Linked DNA regions of Homo sapiens: region 2 is linked to region 1. Evidence: read pairs that join two places in POLR2A ChIA-PET (ENCODE). Cell type or tissue: OCI-LY7. All regions are shown on one strand. Region 1 overlaps MTX3 (metaxin 3). Region 2 overlaps LOC124900191 (a long non-coding RNA gene).

Region 1 (5,000 bases):
AGTTGAAAGAATAATAGTTTTGGAATCAGAAGACCTGGGTTCAAGTTTCAGCTCTCATACTAGCTTGTGACGTGGGGCAAATCACTTAACCTTACAGAGTCTCGTTTTGCTCATCTGTACAACAGAGAAGGTCTGTGTCTGCCTTTTCTTCATAGCGTATCGGGAAGATCAAATAAGATACTGTACGTGAACATAGTTTGCAAACTGGAGCTTAGTGTAACAGTACCGCTTTTACACTTACTATCAGAAGACCTCTTTAAGTTATGGTTGAGTTCAGTAGAATATTTATTTTGTGGAATTAACTATAATTCTGTGAAGGTATCAGGAATGAGCCACGTTGCTTTTTACAGAAACTGAGTCAGCTGGTATTTGAGGTATGACATTTAGAATTCTTGAGATTATTTGTAAGAAAAAGGTTTCTCTAGCAGCCCAGGAAACATATGGTTCTGTACTCTTCTAGGCTATAGTTTGGATGGGGAGGCCACAGTCCACATAAGCGGTGCCACAGCATTAGTCAGATGTATCTTTTGTACTTTCTACAGATGGATGACAATCTTCGCCAAAGCCCTCAGCTTCCTCCTCGGAAACTGCCAACACTTAAATTGACTCCAGCAGAAGAAGAAAATAATTCCTTCCAACGGCTTTCGCCCTGAGAGTAGTCATGGTTTGTGGCCAAAGTCAAACGATTGTTGCAGTAATCTCTTACACCAAGTGTGTGAAGGCAAAAAGAAGATACCATAATAGGTATTAAGGAAGACTCTAAACCAAAAGGAACTTTCTATGCCATCTATTTTTACTATTATTATTAGGAAGCTTGTATTCTAGCTTGGCACTGCATTTTTAATAACAAAGAGAATGCTAAATGAACTTGGTTGGGGGGGCGGGGAAGAAAAACACATCGTACTGTATACAAAGAACTGCCTTAATCATGGCAGATTTTTGCCTTTGGTTCACATGTTGCTGACCAAAGGCTACAATTCTGTTCTGAATGTGCACTCCTAATTTATTTGATTTAATTTATTCAATTTATTAACTTAGTTTTCTTAGACCAGGCTGAATACCTAATATGTGGCTTTTTGGCTGAGGCTTTTTACTTCTGTTTAGAAATTTGATGCCTATTTTAGGAACCAGAAAAAGATAAATTGCTTCAGTAGAAGAGACCATATTTAACTTTAAAAAGTGAGGAGGAATGTGCTTTTTAATTATGCTCTCATAAGTCTAATCTTTTGGGGGTTTAGTAGCACATAGATAAATATTAAAGGTGGTTACATATAATAACATCTGATAATACTCATTTCAGTATAACATTGGTCTTTGCTGATGTGTTCGATATAGGTTAGGAAGAGTTCTTTTAGTTTACTTGGGCAAATGTGGCAGTTTTAGACCTATGTCTTTGTAGTACATCTTCAGTTGTCTTTCTTGTATTAATTCCAGAAGAAGTGAATGTACTGGTTATCGTTACTATGCTAGGCTGTAAAATTCTTACTGAAATTGCCCACTTGTTAGACACTACTCAGGAGGAGCCCATGGCCAGGGTAGTAGAAATACTGTGCATCTGGTCCAAGTTTTCTATGCTTGGCTCATATTCTTTCATAAGATGCATATTCTTTCATAAGATGCATATCATGTAGTCAAAAGCTTTCTGACAACCAATTATTTTTCATATGTTTCACTTATAGTCGAAGAATACAAAGGAACAATCAGAAATAGCAGCTTTTAATGAATATTTTCTATTTATTGGTTGCTGAACTGTTAAGGGATTTGCTGTGTGGTAATTTTACTTATAATAGAAACTTGCTTATTTTAGTGGTTGAGGTGCTTCTGTTGTCCTAAAACTACTTCTGAGGTTTTTAAAATGTAGAACCATGTTTTTGATTAGTGTCTTAAAAGATTACTGTGGTGCTCAGCAAATCTTATCAAGTCGTGCAGGAACCCATATGTTAAGAAAATGAGCTTTGTAGTCAAAAGACTCATCTAATTTGAGCTGAGTGGAGCTCAGCTGTGTTTGACCCACATCCTCCCAATTTGTTCTGTATTTAGGTAGTTATTTATACAAGAGTCTTTAAGTCATTCTAAATATTTTTTCTTGAAAGTTTTAACTAAGTGAGAAATAAGGTAGTCTTCAAAATCTTGGTCATCTGTTTGGATGAGGGAAAGTACCTCATGAGTTGCACATTACTTCTACAACAGGGTGTGTGTGTGTGTGTTTGTGTGTGTCAGTCATCTTCAAAGGCAGATTATTAGATTCCAGCAATCTGAAATCTATTATTCCAGCAGTCTGAAACCTAAATATGTTATATTGGAAATCATGACTGTGAGACTTTATTGTCCTCTAGGATGGATGTATATTGGAGAAGGGTGGTTAGCACATTCATCAGACATCTGCTTATGCTGTGGTCAAGGCCAGTCATTTTTAATTTATATCAGATTTATATCAGACCCTCCAAAAAGTATTTGAAATATATTACAGTTATAACGTACAAGTACATTACATGTATATTACAAGTATATTACATGTAAAACAGGACAATTTAAAAATTTTAAATTTTAAAGAATTAAAAATTTTAAAAATTTAAATTAAAAAAATTAAAAATTTATAGAACCATATCAACACTGACAGATTCTAAAATTAAGTAGTAAATTTAACTCCAAGTTTCTCCATGGGCAAAGTCAAAAGATAATGCTAGGTTATGTCAATTTTTCTTTTCAACAAAACTGCTAATGTCTATTAGGAAGAAAAATGTGTTTAAAGTTTTACAGGAACGTGGAGCTCATGTTCTTCTGATATGTAGACTTTGATAAAGAAGCATACTGTAATGTTTTATGAACTGAAATTTTAATCAAAAGAGGTCATTTTAGAATAACAAGTATTATTCTTTTTTAGTAGAGGGAATGACTGTCAATATGATTTATTTGTTTTTGTGTCATCCCTACTTTGAACTGCTGTTAGCCTTACATTCTCACTATAGTCCATAATGCTTCCAGATCACCTTTTCTAAGATGCAACATGTGAGTTTAGTGAGAGTTTATATGTTGGGTTACTTAGTTGAGCTATTTATGTATAAGTAAATGAGATGACAGGAAGCTGTAACTGAGCACAAAGTACTTTAGGGAGCAGCCACACATACAGGAAGCTCTTAGAAAAGAACTTTTTTTTTTTTTTGAGACAGAGTTTCACTCTTGTTGCCCAGGCTGGAGTGCAGTAGCGCAGTCTCGGCTCACTGCAACCTCTACCTCCTGGGTTCAAGCAAGTCTCCTGTCTCAGCCTCCCAAGTAGCTGGGATTACAGGCATGTGCCACCATGCCCAGCTAATTTTGTTTTTTTTTTAGTCGAGACGGGGTTTCACCATGTTGCTCAGGCTGGTCTTGAACTCCTGACCTCAAGTGATTCACCTGCCTCGGCCTCCCAAAGTGCTGGGATTACAGGCGTGAGCCACTGCGCCCGGCCAAAAAGAACATTTTGTCAATCTGAACAGAGCACAGAACATTTTTTCAGACTGAACAGACTGTTGGACCAGCCTGTCATGATATGTTTTAGATAAAGTTTGAGTGAGTTCATTGGGATAAATGGTCCACAATCTTAAACAGAATACTGTGAGCCAATGCCTTTTGGAAGTAATGGTGGAGGATAATATGATTAAAGGGAACATGCTTGTGTTTATTTTTGTTGGTAGTATATGATTAGAAAAACTAGATAATTCCCATAAGATGAAGATCTTCCATGAACAAACTACCATCAATCATCCATCAGATTGATTTTTTTTTTTTTTTTAAGTAACACTAAAGAAGCTGTAAAGAACATTGAAGGTGGTCATTCCTTCAAAACTGTGTTTTGACCACACAAGGTGGGCATTAACAAACCAAATTTCAACTTAAGTTTGTTTGTATTATATTGGGGGTGCTGCGAGACTGGAGATTTTATAAAAGCAAGCATTTTTATTTCCATTTATAATTTCTATTCAATATTGCTAGATATATTAACATGAAGGAATGGGGAAGCTTATTTCAATCAAAGCTAAAATTTTCAGAAGTCTGTAAAAATGGAAAAACACCATTGAAAGAGGCAGAAACAGGTAAGGGGGATAGTATCTTAGAAAACCTGTTGGTTAAGGCAGCTGCATGTGATAAAAGTGGTACTTGAACTTGGTAGTGTTTCCTTAGAACCTCCTCCAAAAATATGCATTTACCAGGCTTGTTACAATTTTTTGACAGTTTTTCATCAACTGTCAAAAACTTCAACCCTTTTAAAACCTAGATATAAATGCTTACATGTAAAGAAAGGAAGCTAAGCAGTGGGTACCTGGGATCTCTCTGAACTATTTTTATAACTTCTTGTGAGTCTTAAGTATTTCAAAATAAAAGTGGTTTTAAAGTAAATTCATAGATTAAATGTATCATTATCTATATATAAACCATGATTTAAAACTTTAATTTTCTAAACATAGTATTCAACTTAGTTGAATAAATATATGATAGAAGTTAAATAGAATTTTTATTTCATTCTTAAGAAAAACTCATGTTTGTAACAAATGATATCTAAAGATCTATTTTGCCTTACCAGAAAAGAAAAAAAAAACCCTAAAACCAAAAACTCCTTTTCCCTAGGAAGTCAAAAATGCTGTGATTTAAAATATCTAATTATATTTTTTTCTTTCTATGGTAGTGGGGTTTACTTCTGAGGATAAAATATTTTGAAAAAGCTCTGTCCCTTGACATGGTAGTTCTCCCGTGCCTTGTACTTGTTCTCTCTCCATATGCACAGTGTGACAAGATGCTCACCTTTAATGAAGAAGGTGTAGCTTTTCGTTTTAAGCTGTAATTGTCTTTGTCTTGATTTGGCTATTTTTATAACTGAAATCCTGAGCAACAGAGATAATTTGGGTGGTAATGATCATCTTTTGTATATGTTCTTGATGTTAAGAAATATTTTTTGCTGCCATTCAGCTTTGTGGAATTTATGTTTACTTTTCAATATTTTCATATTTCTTAACCAGATTTTA
Region 2 (5,000 bases), 1.3 Mb after region 1:
ATTCAAACCCCCGCCTCGTATGGGAAGCCTTCTCTGAGCATGCCAGTGAAGAACAGTCCTTCCTGGTTGCCATTATGAATGCACTCAGTGGCACCTAACTTACAGCCTAGAAGGCCGTGAGTCAGCTCAGAAGCTGTTTGATGATAAAGCCAAGTGATTTTTTTTTTTTTGAGGCAGACTCTCACTCTGTCACCCAGGCTGGAGTGCAGTGGTGCCATCTCAGCTCACTGTATCCTCCGCCTCCCAGGTTCAAGCAATTCTCCTGCCTCAGGCTCCCGAGTAACTAGGACTACAGGCATGTGCCACCATGCCTGGCTAATTTTTTTATTTTTAGCAGAGTTGGGGTTTCTCCATGTTGGCCAGGCTGGCCTCGAACTCCTGACCTCAGGTGATCCTTCCCCCTCAGCCTCCCAAAGTGCTGGAATTACAGGTGTGAGCCACTGTGCCCAGCCGAAGCCAAGTCTTATAACCTGCCATTCTTGGGCCACTAGTACAGCATCTTGTCCATAGAAATCTTCACAAATATTGGCCAGATGCAGTGGCTCATGCCTGTAATCCCAGCACTTTGGGAGCCTGAGGAAGGAGGATTGCTTGAGTCCAGGAGTTTGAGACCAGCCTGGGCAACACAGCAAGACCCCATCTCTACAGAAAAGTTTAAAATTACCCAGGCATTGTTATTTATGTCTATAGTCCCAGCTCCTTGGGAGGCTGAGGCTAGAGAATTACTTGAGCCTGGGAGGTCAAGGCTGCAGTGAGCCTTGATTGTACCACTGCACTCTAGCCTGGGCAATGACGCGAGTCCTCATCTCAAAAAAAAAAAAAAAAAAAAAAGAAGAAGCAAAATAAAAAGAAATCTTCATAATGATTTACCAGTTATTGGCTCAAGGCGGCAGGGGCACATGTAACCAAAAATGGATGTGGAGTATGTGATGGAGAAAAACCAATGCTAGGGTTTGCAAGGCAGGACGCAAGGGCAGCAGCGAATTCTCTAACACCTTAGCATCCACAAGCAAAGGCAAGCAGCATGAGAGCGAGAGAGAACTGCAAAGGAGCCCACTGAGTCCAGGTGAGCTGAGAGCCGAGTCCTTAGAAGTGGGGAGAGGTGGAGTCATAGTCTGTGACAATGCAGAGGGGCCATGATTTGCATTTTCAGGGAGTTGAGGACATAGCTTTTGTCTGAGAGAGGCTGCCTTCCAGCCTAGGCAGATAACTTGGGTCCAAGAGTATTAAAGGAGAGCTCCCAGACTTGGACAGAGTGCCAGAAGTGAGGTGAAATACAGGAAAGAAGCTGCCCCAAGATGGAGATGAGTGAGGCATGAAGAGATTGGAGGAGAAGGAGGCAGGCCTGCCTCACAGAGACAGATGTGTTTCTTGAGTCATGTTTTAATGGTTCCTGAGTTATTTGAGTACCAGACTTACACATCAACTCACTCTCTTCATTCCGTCTCCTAATTCCCAAGGCACTCAGGCACTTTACAACAGCTGAGCTTGCTGAACAACTTACCATGCTGCAGGGAAAGGGCAGGAGTGGGGCCGACTGCCAGGGACCCCGGGCCAGCCAGGCAGGAGTCTCCCAGGAAGACTCTGCAAAGGAGCCTCCTGTTGGGAACTGCCTGGGGTGCCTGTTTCATACAAAGCCTTCCATTTCTGTGATTTCACAAGTGATAAATATTTGTTTAAACAGAGGAACCAGATCTTTCTGGTAAAACATTCATGGAAACATTCCCACCCTACCACAGCAGGAAAAGTCCTCCAGCCAGAACATGTGATTAGAAACAAATTAAGAAAACTCAATCTGCTGGCTCAGGTGGTCCCTCTCGCCTTGATGGGCCTTGGGGTAGTGGGGATCCCTGGGGCTTCTCCACTCAGCAGAACCTGGACCCTAGCAGGGAAACATCCAAATGCCAGCACCTGTGCCTCCCTTCCTGCCCGGAAAATCCTCCATCCCCAAACCTCTCTCTTTAATTCGCCAAACACCTGCTCTGTGATGTTGAGTGTGGTGGGCTTGTTAAGAAGCCTAAGACATAACTATTTCCTGTGTGCCCACTGTGAGCATGCTTTGTAGCTGCTTTGCACAGAGCTCATTCAAATGCCAATCCTTACAGTAACCCTGTGAGACAGGTCTTACAATACGAATTTGGGGAGAAAATGGAAGTACTGAGAATTGTTAAACAAGGTACCCAGTGACATTCAGGGGCAAGTGGAAAGAGGAGCTTCCAACCCAGGGCTGTCTGATTCTCATTAATAATAACAGCCAGCATTTGTTACATGCCAAGCACTATTAATAAGCACTCTACATGCATCTATTCAGCCCAACAAGGTAGGAACAATCATCACTTTCCTCCTTTCACTGATGAGGAAACTGAGGCACAAAGAGATTAGGTGCCTTGTCTGCGGTCCAAGTAGTCCATAGTATGGATGGATTTGAACCCATAGAAGTGGTCTAGATGTTTCTCCACAGTGAGTCCGGTTCATCCCTACTCTACTTGGCCAGCCTGGCCTTCCTTCCCAGGCTGGCCACCAAAGACACCATTAAACAACAATGCAGGACACATGGTGTGATAGAAGATTGAGGTTTTAAAATTTTATTATTTTTTTGAGACAGAGTCTCGCTCTGTCACCCAGGCTGGAGTGCAGTGGTACGATCTCAGCTCACTGCAACTTCTGCCACCCAGGGTCAAGCGATTCTCCTGCCTCAGCCTCACAAGTAGCTGCGATTACAGGTGTGCACCACCATGCCCAGCTAATTTTTGTATTTTTAGTAGAGACAGGGTTTTACCATGTTGACCAGTCTGGTCTCAAACTCCTGACCTCAAGTGATCCACCCATCTCGGCCTCCCAAAGTGCTGGGATTACGGGCATGAGCCACTGTGCCTGGCCCCATTGTGGTGTTTTTTAAGTGATTTTTGAAATCTGGGGGTCCTAACAGACATGTATGAGAACTGTGGGGATTTTCTAGTGGAATCTGCACTCTGGGTTGTACTAGCAGGTACAGAAACGGGCCTTGATGGGGGCGGGGGAGGGATTTAAAATTCAAGCAGACAGAATTTTTATTAACATGAGGAAATTCTTAGATTATGGGATTACATGACAAAAGAAAGCTACAAGGCTATAGTATAATCGCAATGATATAAAAAGACTCATTAAAATTATGGAATAAGCTAAATTACAGGTTTTTTAAAGGACCTTTCAATGTTTTGAGTCAAGCAACAATAAAGAAAAATATTTCTACTGGTGTATGCTTTTCCTAATTTAGTAAAGTTCAAATATTTTTTGAGCACATCTTGTGTTGGTAAGTCAGTGTGACACAGGCACCCCAGCATTACCCTGGCGAAGTCTGCATTCTGGTAGTGTAGGCCAGCTGGGCTATAAAGTCTTCTATCACGAGTCCAGTCCTAGAAAAGCAGCCTTTACCCAGCCTGGCTTGGCAAACTTTTGTAGCAGGCAAAGGTTTATGTCGTGCACTCTCCTACCATTTTCCTTTCACACCCTATCCTATCATCTAGTCAAATTCCTGGCATATAGAAGAGAGCTTAATATAATTGTCCATCAGCATCCATGGGGGATTGGTTCTAGGATTCCCATAATTCCATAAAATTTATGGGTGCTCAAGTCCTTTATATAAAATGGTGTGGTATTTTCATATAACCTGCACACATCCTCCCGTAGACTTTATTTATTTATAAATAAATAATCTCACTCTGCTGCCCAGGCTGGGGTGTAGTCACATGATCATGGTTCATGGCAGCCTTGACCTCCTGGGCTCAAGCGATGCTATTGCCTCAGCCTTCTGGATAGCTAGGACTACAGGTGTATGCCACTACACCTGGCTAATTTTTCAATTTTTTTGTAGAGACAGGGTCTTAGTATGTTAACCAGGCTGGTCTTGAACTCCTGGCCTCAAGTGATCCTCCTGCCTCAGCCTCCCAAAGTGCTAAGATTACAGGTATGAGCCACCGCACCCAGCATCCTTCTGTATACTTTACATTGTCTCTAGATTACTCATATACCTCATACAATGTAACTGCTATATAAATAGTTGTATTGTGTAGAGAATAATGATAAGGAAAAAAGTCTGTACGTGTTCAGTACAGATGCAACCATCGATTTTGCGGGGTTGGGGGGAATATTTTGATCCACAGTTGATTGGATACATGAATGCCAAACCCATGGATATATAAAGGGTCAGCTGTATTTATGGCATTCAACCTAAATGATTCCTCAAAGCTGAATAACCCCATTGCTAATCATTAAATAATACCTTAGACATAATATTTGTCCTTTTCCATTTTTTTCTTTAGAGCAATTCAGTGTTCTGTATCTACAAAGAAAAATGTTTCACCACCTCTCAGTCGCACCCTTCCACTTTTGTAGTTTTGCAAGATGAACCAATGGATTTTAATATCATAGAATATGAAAAGTTAATTGATTTGGTTTCAGACTCCACATTATAACTAACCTCTAAAAAACTATCACTTGTTGAATTTTGGTGTATCAAAGATGAACATCCACAATGATCTGGAAAGCCTATTAAAATCTCCTTTTTTTCCAACTACACATCTGTGGGAAGCTGGATTTTCTTCATATACTTCAACCAAAATACATTGCCACAGCTTCAATGCAGAAGCTAATATGAACATCCAACTTTCTCCCAGTAAGTCATATGTAAAAGGGATTTTTCAAAAATATAAAACCATGCCACTTTTCTCACTAATTATTTTTGGTTTTGGAAAATACAGCTTTTAAATTGAGAGAAAAAAATCACATATCATGAAACATAAATAAATCATAATTTATTATTATTAAAAAATGTTTCCAACTTTAATTTTTGATTCGGGGTACATGTGCAGGTTTGTTACCTGAGTATATTGTGCAATGCTGAGGTTTGGAGTATATAGGATCCTGTCACACAGGTGCGGAACATAGTACTCAACAGTTAGTTTTTCAACCCTTGCCCTCTGCCTTTCTCCCCATCTAGTAGTCCCCAGTATCTATCATTG

The links. ChIA-PET counts read pairs that join two places held together with the same protein. Peaks named below come from ENCODE experiments on the same cell type or tissue, not always from the same donor. Only the 100,000 strongest peaks of a DNase experiment are listed, where the experiment ranks them.
Region 2: POLR2A ChIA-PET joins it to region 1 with 14 read pairs; 1 of 35 experiments calls an interaction of 5 or more read pairs at or near these places.

The regions. Positions count from the first base shown.
Region 1 is chr5:79,979,337-79,984,336 of GRCh38, reverse strand. It overlaps MTX3 (metaxin 3), which reads left to right. Exons shown (of 9, transcript NM_001363818.2): 9 at 543-5,000. The coding sequence ends at 653. Among named protein-coding and RNA genes, the nearest start is that of MTX3, 9.4 kb to the left of the region's middle. In OCI-LY7, no CTCF peak of the experiment used is centred here; DNase peaks (open chromatin) are centred at 1,986, 2,366 and 3,106; H3K4me3 peaks cover 2,896 bases; H3K27ac peaks cover 4,696 bases.
Region 2 is chr5:78,662,757-78,667,756 of GRCh38, reverse strand. The region is part of intron 4 of LOC124900191 (a long non-coding RNA gene); the gene reads left to right. Among named protein-coding and RNA genes, the nearest start is that of LHFPL2, 16 kb to the right of the region's middle. In OCI-LY7, no CTCF peak of the experiment used is centred here; a DNase peak (open chromatin) is centred at 2,049.